Regions from separate parts of the Homo sapiens genome. Here all the other regions are linked to region 2. A link is a contact called in ENCODE Hi-C or POLR2A ChIA-PET data. All regions are on one chromosome and are shown on one strand. Each heading gives the region's core, a stretch centred on a gene start or an enhancer-like site at or near the end of the contact. The rest is flanking DNA. Distances are from core to core; before and after follow the strand shown. Region 1 holds the start of MCTS1 (MCTS1 re-initiation and release factor). Region 2 holds the start of TMEM255A (transmembrane protein 255A). Region 3 has its middle 120 kb from the start of CT47B1.

Evidence for each region. Hi-C counts contacts between places; a loop is a spot of excess contacts on that map. ChIA-PET counts read pairs that join two places held with the same protein, here RNA polymerase II (POLR2A). Pooled maps may share reads with other maps.
Region 1: a map with no recorded cell type shows a loop between it and region 2 (8-fold over the local background). The contact joins the promoter of MCTS1 here to the promoter of TMEM255A in region 2. A Hi-C loop is called at or near these places in 3 of 37 single-sample maps with no recorded cell type and 3 of 50 pooled maps. POLR2A ChIA-PET finds 5 or more read pairs at or near these places in 1 of 52 experiments (CD4-positive, alpha-beta T cell).
Region 3: a pooled map shows a loop between it and region 2 (5-fold over the local background). The contact joins the enhancer-like site here to the promoter of TMEM255A in region 2. A Hi-C loop is called at or near these places in 8 of 37 single-sample maps with no recorded cell type and 4 of 50 pooled maps.

The regions. Positions count from the first base shown.
Region 1 is chrX:120,602,466-120,605,638 of GRCh38, forward strand. It overlaps MCTS1 (MCTS1 re-initiation and release factor), which reads left to right and starts at 1,636. Exons shown (of 6, transcript NM_014060.3): 1 at 1,636-1,782; 2 at 2,942-3,094. The coding sequence starts at 1,772.
Region 2 is chrX:120,309,479-120,312,759 of GRCh38, forward strand. It overlaps TMEM255A (transmembrane protein 255A), which reads right to left and starts at 1,983. Exons shown (of 9, transcript NM_001104544.3): 1 at 1,774-1,983. The coding sequence starts at 1,831.
Region 3 is chrX:120,753,996-120,757,216 of GRCh38, forward strand. No RefSeq gene overlaps it. Among named protein-coding and RNA genes, the nearest start is that of CT47B1, 120 kb to the right of the region's middle. RefSeq lists an enhancer at 1,095-1,174. Within about 2 kb of position 1,281, at least 2 of the 41 ENCODE cell types and tissues checked have a DNase peak (open chromatin) inside an H3K27ac peak, as active enhancers do.

The DNA.
Region 1 (3,173 bases), core at 386-2,885, 290 kb after region 2:
ATGGGAAGCCAAATTATAATCAGAATATTGTTCATACCATAGAATTAAGACAAGGTGTTAGTTGGATCATTTAAATGCATAGTACTGTTTGCTATAATTGCTCTAATGGCCCGTCTCCTCAATATGGACTAGAGTATTTACTCCCTGGGGAGACTGGTGTATTTGTTTTGGATGTCAGTGCCTACCCACCCCACCTCCTGCGTAGGGCCTTTTCAGGTTTTTAAATTTTTCCATGATTTCTTGGCTGATCAAAACCCTTGATTAGGCCAGGCACAGTAGCTCATGGCTGTAATCCCAACACTTCGGGAGGCTGAGTTCGGGGAATTGCTCGAGGCCAGGAGTTCAAGATCAGTCTGGGCAACTTAGTGAGACCCTGCCTGTCTCTACAAAAAATTAAAATTCGCCAGGTGTGGTAGTGCATGCCTGTAGTACCAACTACTCCGGAGGCTGAGGCGGGAGGGTCACTTGAGCCTGGGAAGTTGCAACTCCAATGAACCGTGATCATGCCACTGCACTCCAGCCTAGGTGACAGAGTGAGATGCTGTCTCTAAAACAAAAAACAAAGTGAAACTCTTGATTGGCATAATTTTGTTTCTCTATCAGCTTTATTTTTAAAAAAATTACATAAGTAAAACATGTCTCTTTAGCTATTATCTCTTAAATCAGATTACCTTCTGTAATAATTCTATGGGAATTATTCTACGGGAGCACAGTCATTCACGCTTGTAACCCCAGCACTTTGGGATGCCAAGGTGGGAGGACTGCTTGAGCCCAGGACTTTGCAACCAGCCTGAGCAACATAGACCCCGTCTCTACAATAATAATAATAATAATAAAAATAAAAAAATTAACCGGGCATGATGGTGTGTGCCTGTAGTCCATGCTACTTGGGAGGCTGAAGTGGGAAGATCCCTTGAGCCAAGGAGGTAGAGGCTGCAAGTGAGCCATGATAGCACCACCGCATTCAAGCCTGGGCAAGAGTGAGGCCCTGTCTCAATAAAAACCCGCAAAAAACTTTGGGAGCATCGTACGGTTGCCAGTGAATAAGGTTATAAGATAAAAAACAGGATGCTCAATTAAATTCAGCTAAACAAGCGCTGTATATTTTTAGTGTAAGTATATCCAAAATATTAATGAGGTATACTTACACTAAAACAAATATTCATTGTTTACCTGAAATGCAAATTTAAATAGGCATCCTGTATTTTCATTTGCTAAACCTGGCAATCCTACCAGCACTTTAACATGAAGCCATGAGGGTTGCCTGGATTCATGCTGGTAGGTAAGCACCAATCCATTCGGTTGCCTCAGACAGGACAGAAACCATTCCCTCTAAAAAAATCGTTTACTTTGACGATAGGTAGCAACGAAGCACGGAAGAATCTTGACCCTTTGAGGAACCCGTAACTGACGCAAGTGCCATAAATGCTACTTTGATTGATTCTCCGCCCCCTCCATTCTTCTCTTCCTGCAATTGCTCTATCACTTCTTCCCTCTCAAGTCCCGCCCTTTCAGCTACCTCCAACTGCTGAGGAACCGGTTGCCTAAAAGGAGCCGGCAAAAGCGCCTACGTGGAGTCCAGAGGAGCGGAAGTAGTCAGATTTGACTGAGAGCCGTAAAGCGCGGCTGGCTCTCGTTTTCCGGATAACGACTACAGCTCCGACTGTCAGTGCCGGCCTTCCTCGTGTGAGGGGATCTGCCGGACCCCTGCAAATTCAATTTCTTTCCCATTCCGGGCCCTTCCCTATCGTCGCCCCCTTCACCTTGGATCATGTTCAAGAAGTAAGGACATGCTGTGGCCTCCATCGGCTGCTCACAAAGGCGGTGGGGTGGGGGTGGGGAAGAGGGCGAGAGCTAAGATCCTCTTTCTCTCTCCCCCGCCCCTGCCATCCTGACTCCCTAAGGTTTTCTATAGTACTATGCTCTCACTCCCAACTTGAACACTTCTTTAAGCTTTCCATCCGTAGTCCTTAATTGGGTTTCAGTCCCTCCACTCCCATTGTTTTTTCTCCTTACCCCTCTTTCTCTTTTGCCCCCTCCCCCAATTCTGTCTCCATTCCTAGGGTTCTACCAATCACATCCGTGCACTGTGATTTAGAGGCATATTCTCTGTAGCTGAGAGGGGAGCCCTGCGCTCACTGCCATATGTTTATTAGTTATGAACTGAATAAAGGAAGGCTTGACTTCCTGGGTCATGGGAGTGAAGGAGTCTGGGTGACAGGAAGCAAGCGGCCTGTCATGCCTATTGCCTAGCTGCCAGATTAACCTTGCCTTGAAAATAACGATTGCCCCATAGGCTATTCAGTGTAAGGAAGACAAAAATTCCTTGGGAACCTACTAGTGGGTTTGCCTTCCAGATTTGGTAGACGCAAAAAGCAAAGGGGGAACATGGGCAAAGGAAGGTGGGTTTTGTGCATGAAATTTTGAGCAAAAACGAATAGGGATCTTAGAAATCATTATTATCATCACTTAAAAAAAATCTCAGCAGATTACATAGCCTAGCAGGGGCCGATTTTCTATGTTATGCTTGGGTTGGTCTTTTGTATCTCAAGAATTGAGGGTTTTGTTTTCTGATCTCAGGTTTTATTATTGGTGGGAGCCTGTGTTTCTTCCTGGGTAGAATTGAATAAGATTTTCCAGGAAAGGCATTTGTGTAGCTAATTACAGATTATGGTGCAAAGTATGTCTCATATTCCTCCCCCTAACCCCAGCTAATTGCTGTATACTTGACAGTTTATTTCAATATTGTATTAAGACATTGGTTTTGTGCTGGACAGAGTAAAAGGGAGATGGTATTTTTTTTTAAAAGAACAATTTATTTCATAATTAAGTATCTAAATACTTGGTTGGGAATAAATGACTAATTAGAACAGTACCTTTAGGTATTCTGATACCTCTACTTAGAAATGCCTTTTCTTTTCTTGCAAAAATTACTTGGCAGATTTGATGAAAAAGAAAATGTGTCCAACTGCATCCAGTTGAAAACTTCAGTTATTAAGGGTATTAAGAATCAATTGATAGAGCAATTTCCAGGTATTGAACCATGGCTTAATCAAATCATGCCTAAGAAAGATCCTGTCAAAATAGTCCGATGGTAAGTCTTTGTTTTTGTCTGTGTAAAGCTCGGTATAGCTGAATATTTAATGATTAGATTGCACTCATACTAAATGGAA
Region 2 (3,281 bases), core at 733-3,232:
GACGGGCCCGGGGCGCTGTGGCTTGATTTGCAGGTGGTTAGGTGGTTGTCGTCCGCAGCGGGAATGGACGCTGCGGAACCCCAGCACTCTTCCACTCTGCCCTCCCTCGCGAAGCGCAACAGCTTGGCGTCGGGGAGCCAGGGCTGCGTTGTTGGCGCCACAGCTGGCCAAGGTAAGCAGTGCATTCCCACCTCTCTGTCTCTCTCTCTCTCGCTCTCGCTGTCGCTCTCTCTCGCTCTCGCGCTCTCTCTCTCTCCCTCTCCCTCTGTATGTGTGTGCGCGTGGTGTGTGTGTTGGAGAAAGAGTGCGCGCGCGCGAGCTGGGAGTAAGGGGGAGTCTGGTACTGCTGGGCTCGGGATTCGGACCAAGTCCTTGGCCTCATTTGTACCCCGTTGTAAATAACTACGCCCTTAAAAATGAAAAAGCAAATTCTTATACTGAATATGCAAAACCATTGAGGATACGGATCTTTCCACCATCCAGGAGATAACACTTTCTGGGGCCCCTCCGGTGAACGAGTTTTGTTGACACTGAGTCTTCTGCGGGCAGTAGGGAGATTATATAGGGGGTTCGATCTTCTCCCTGCCCCCTCCACTCGAGATGTTCCCGCAAATTCATCGGAGAAGACCTGAGCAGACTGATGGCAGGAACTGCGGGACAGAGGGATTTTGCAGAATGTAAAGTATGTTGGAAAGAGAGAATTCGATTTGATTGAAGTGTATCCGAGGCGAATTTTAAAAGATTAGGTGGGATCATGATTTTACAATCCCCTCCCGCTCTCCAGGGCTCCAAATTAATTTCTCCGCCCAGTGAAATCACAGGGCTTGGGAAGGTGCCTAACAGCTGAGGGGGACTGGGTTTGTTTTTTTTTGTAACTACCAAAAAGCAGCTTCGAGGGGCAGCCAAGTTGGTGCCCGAAGGTAGCTGTCCCCCAGTTTCTATAAGGAAAGGAGTCGAAGGGTGCCCCTCCCCCTCCATTCCGCCCTGCGAGGAAAAGCGCGACTTCAGAAGATGCGCGGGCTCGCGCTGGATGTTTCTTTCTCGCGCTCTCACTCCTGCCCCTGACTCCCTTTTCACACTCATGCACATTCCGTGCATTTGGAGCAGAGTAACAATCAAATTCAAAGAATGTTGATCCCGCCGCTGCAGAGGGCAGGGCTGGGCTGTCTTGAGTGATTCCTCAGGAATTCCCCTCCCCTCATCCCCCCCTTTCTTCTCACCCCCGCCCATCCCCCAGAGTTGCGCAACCCGCCCCCCCCCCCCAATCAGCGAGGTGCAAGTCAGGCCCCCACCCAACTGCATCTCTAAATTTCAGGGCAGCTTCAAGAGAGTTGGGAGGGGGCGAGGACCCTGCTTCTAATTGTCGTTAGTCGTGAGCTCTTAGAAGTGACCAGGACTTTGCAAAGAGGGAGTGTCGAATGGAAAGCGAAGGCGCAGGTTGCAGGGAAGTGTTTTGATCCTCAGATTGCTGGGATTTACCACCGACTGCAAGTCTGTAGACACACGCACACAAACAGGCACACACCCGCACTCCGGGGCAGAGATACTCCGACGCAAGCTTGGCGCTCCGATCTCCGCACGTCGCTCCCGCTGCAGCCAGGCCGCTCCCCTGGGACTCTGGTCCACCACCCAGACGCTGGGGCGCGAAGACCACCCCATCCATGCCCCGTTTCCCGCTCTCCGGCTTTTGGGGCAGCTGGGGCGTTCACAGTCCAGAGGCCAGGGCACTCAACCCCTGCTGCCGCCGCCCGAAGGAAGGGCCGCTAGACTTACCCATGGAATCGGGCAGGGACATGTCGCTGGACCGCTGCTGAGTCAGGGACTGATGCATGGTGAAAACTGCCCGGTTGCCCCAGTCCCCGAAGCTGCTTCAAGCGCCCCCGGCTCTGGGCGCCCCGCAGAGCATCCTACTCCGCGGTTGCCTCTCTCGGTCCTTCCGAGAGCTGAGAGACACTGCCTCTGGTTGCGAGCTGCAGCCCAAGTGCCGCCTCCCCCTCCCTTCCACTCTTCTCCCTCCCTCCTCTTCTGCCTCCCTCTGCTCTGGGAGGCAGCAGCATTGGCGGTCCGTGCAGCCGCGTGCGCTTGCGCAAGACCCCCCCCCTCCTCCCTCCCCCTCAGTCTCCCCATCCTAGTTATCCACCTCCCAGCCTTCCAAGCCAGACAGGGAGCAGTTTTAGCCCCTTGGGGCCAGGGCTGCGCAGAGAAAGAGGGGGAGGCTTCAGTATGAAGCCAACCAACCTTCTCTATAGTTGGACAGGGTCTTGGGTAATTATCCTGTTCTAGGATTTATAACTGGGGAGGGGGTCAGAGTCAGAGGTTCAGAGCTGAGGAACACACACACACACACACACACACACACACACACTTGAGCAGGTCTGGTCTTAGTGCTTCCAGAATGACATAATGGAGCTGGAGATGATCCAGAGAAGGGCCACTCTATAATCAAAGGGATGGTGTGTGTGGGGCGGGGGGAGGGTGGTGGCTGACATATGAAGATAGATTAAACAAACGCAGACTCTTTAGTCTAGAACGATGAAGGCTGGGAAGTGATGTGACCAGAGTGTATAAAATTATGCAGAGACGGAGAGAAGGAGCACAGCCTTATTCACCAGACCTGAGAATTCTAGAACCAACAGCCCCCAATCTTTAGCTAGAAAATTCAGCTAAAGTATAACTCTGCACCAGAACCCCAGTTTGTACTGTTCAAGTGCTTTTATAACAAGGATCTCATTTTATCATCATAGCAGCCATGCAAGGGAGGAAGAGGAGTTATCAATAACCCCATTATGCAGAGGAGGAAACTGAATCTCAGAGAAGGGAAGAAAATATCCTGTGCCCACTCAGCTAGTAAGTGGCAGAAGTGAGAGCTAGAACCTAGATCTGTTGGACTCCAAGGTGAGTGTTCTTGCTATGGCGACTGAAAAGAACTATTATTCTCTATAGCAAATGGAAAACCTAAGGAATTCATTAGCTCCAAAAGATGCAGCAAGATGAAAATGCAAGTAGCTTTGGAAAGAGTGAAAGTAAAGTCATGGCTGACAGATCCACTGTGGATTACTAAGGGAAACTGGGGATGAGGTGGGAATGTCATTGATCTTGGAAGACAGCCAAATCCTTCTCGAACCTATCCTTTTGGACCCCATTAGGATATTGGGCTTGAAGCACCTTGTGGTTGGACCAAAAGGTGGTTTGAATGTTCTCAAAACAACTGCAGATCAGGATGAGGCCTCCTTGGAGTGCCCCCAAGACATCTATCTGGTGGCCAGGGGAGGTGGAGGGTG
Region 3 (3,221 bases), core at 31-2,530, 440 kb after region 2:
GGAAAGCCAGCTCCTGGACCTAAGTCGGCCCCAGGAAAGCACTGCTATTTGTAGACACTGCCTCTCTGTCTTACCTCTTAATCATAGCACACTGAATACTGCCTCACAACACCGCTAGCTGTCCCTTTTGGTTTTTTCCCCTTGATGATGGTTGGAACCTAATTTCACCTAGATTCTTTCATTTAACAAATAATTATTGAGCTAAGAAGGGTAATCCCAGAGATGGCTGTTATTAAGAAGAGCTATTTGACTTTTTAAACCAGGAGTTAACGCTGGCTATACCTTAGGATTACCTATATAGCTTCGAAGAAAGATTCCTGGGTCCTACTCTTGGAGATTCTGAATTATCTGGTATGAATAGATTTAAAAAGCCCTCTGCCCAGATGATTCTAATGTATAGTCAGGGTTGAAGGCCACTTCTTTATTTAAAAAAAGACACACACACACATTTTTTTTTTCTAAACATTATGCCGTAAGGGTAAGGCCGTTACTTTAAACTAGGTGAATTCACTTATTCCACAAATAGTGAGTGCTTATCATGTACCAGGCATTGTTATACGCCCTGGGAATACATCCATGAACAAAAGAGACAAATATCCCTACCATCATGGAGTACGATGTTTTAATGGGAAAGACAGACAATAAGGTAATAAGATATGTGTTATGTTAAATGACGATAAGTACAATGAAGAAAAAGAAAGTAAGGAAGGGAGATTGAGAATGCCAGAAGTGATGTGTGATCGAATTTGAATTAGGGTGGTCAAAGAAAGTTTCACAGAGAAAGGGACAATGAGGAAAACCTGTAAAAGGTTTCTGGTGTCAGCCATGCAAAAATCTGGAGAAAGAGATTCTTGGCAGAGGTCACAGCCAGAACAAAGATCTTGATTCAGGAGTGCGTTTGGTGTGTTCTAGGAAAAGAAGTCTAGTGTGGCTGGAGGGAAGTGAGTGAGGGGAAGAGAGGTAGAAGATGAGGTTAGAGAGTTCATGGGGTTAGTGACACCAGATTAGCAAGTTGCTTAGGGCCTTGTAGGCCATTGTAAGGATTAGGACTTTTAATTTGAGTGAGACAAAAAGACATTGGATGGGTTTAAGCAGAGGAGTGGTGTGATCTGAATTAAAAGGGATCACACTGGCTGTTGTGGGGAGGATAAATTATAGAGTAGCAAGCATGGAAAAAGGGAGGCTATGTCAGGGGTTGGGGAAGTATTATTTGTTTGAGTGTTCTTGAACTCTCCTGTTCTCTCACCTTGTTGGGTTAGGGGGAGGGGTGGGGTGGTTTGTGACCTAGGACTTTGTGCCTTTTGAAAAAGGGAAGTAACTAACACGTGACAGTGTGTGTAACATTTGCAGATGTGGCTTCTCTGGATCAAGAGCCAAACAAACCTGCCATAGCAATTTGAATTTCTTCCTCTTAAGCCTCTTATTCCACTTCAGATCCCCCTCCTGACCTATTCTTTGGGGATTCTTAGATACATTTCCATCCCCCATAGTGACCTAGGTCTCTTATCCAGCTTTATTTCCTGCTTTTGACAGAGGAAAAAGATAGACTTCTGAATTGATGTGAGTGGAGATCTTATTATAGTAGCCACCTATAAAATAGCAGGAGGTAGAGATGTTTAATGTGTAAAATGGTTGTTGTCCTGGAAAAAAATCAATACCATAAATGTGAATTTAATGGGATCCCTCAGGGAATGGGAGTCTGGGCAATGTAACATTTTAGTTAATTGAAAGGTAACCCACTTCTCACCTTTGTTTTTTTCCCTCTTTTCTTTAAATTAGCTCTTGTTTCTGAGTGTGACAATCAAAGTGTTTACTGTGTGCATGTAATGTGCCAGGCACTGTGCTAGGTGTTTTACACACAGAACCTTATGCAATCCCTGTAACAACTGATGATGTAGATGTTTTCTTTATTCCCATTTTAAAGTTGAGGAAACCGAGGCTTGGAGAAATTAAACCGCTCACCTGAGGTGTCTTAGCTGATAAATGCCCAAGCTAGTCTGTCTGATGCTGAGACGCAACCTCAGTGATCAGTGTCTTGCTCATCATGGACTCTATTGTGTTTAATTTCTGGACTTCAGACAGGGCTTTAGCATTATCCTGCTAGCCATCTTGGAAGACTGTTCTAGGTTAGAAATGGAGGCAGAGAGAGAGGGTCAGGAGCCTGGGCTATGTGATGGCAGCCTTGGGAATGGGGTCCATTTACTGTTATTACTTTTTAAAGTAAAAGTTTTAATATCAACCTGTTTTCTTGTTACTAGGTTCTTCTAATGGACTGCAGAAGAGCAGTGTTTAGTTAACTGATAACAGTGTTATGATGTTACTTTAAGCATCGAAGCTCCTTAATTTGGTATGCCCAGTTTTTATTTTTGGTGGGGGACAGGGTGCAAGGAAATCAATCGGAATTAGCTGTAAATCTGAAATCCAGACTGTTTTAAATAAGTGCAGTCTCGTTTCATTTTTTTCAGTCACATTTAGTAACATAATCTAATGCTAACAAAGTGTCAAAGTGAGGCCTATTTTAATAAATACATTAAAAAAGTCATTCACTGTTCTATGCAAATGAGTTCTTTCATAGTTTAAAAATGAGCCTACTCATTTGCTTAACAAAGCTGATTTTCCCAGATCAATGCACAATACCTTGATCTCAGCCCTGGTCTGAATTACTGCAAAATTTGAATGAGAAGTTCTGCGCTAGATAGTTTTTGTCTGCCTCTTCAGGTCCTCACTCCAGTCTTCCCTCCTGCACTCTACCCTGGGAAGCTGACCTGTAGGGATGACATCAAAAGTCTCCCTTTTCTTAGTCAGGCTATGATGGTAAAGGCATCTCCAAATCCTCTTCCTAGCCCTGAGTTACCCTGCCTACACCTTTATAAATAGTCCATTTATTAATATTGACCCTTACCCCTCTCCAAAATAGCCATTTTGAGTGTGCCATCTATTTCCTGCTGGGACACTGATTGATACAGGTTTTGAATTATGTCTATATCTTTATTTCATGTACAGGTCTGAGACTGTATATGAGGGTAATATGACCATAGTTCTAATTTGAATGTACAGAGCACCATACAAGTCCGGTGGTTTACTGGGGAGTGTCTAGGAACACAAAGGAAAAAGGAACAATCACAGACCTGTCCATCAGATTCCTGTGATGTGGGTTTCAATAATCTGAGTATAGATGGATAGATAATGACTGGGCAAAAGAAAGGACTAGAGTAAGGAGC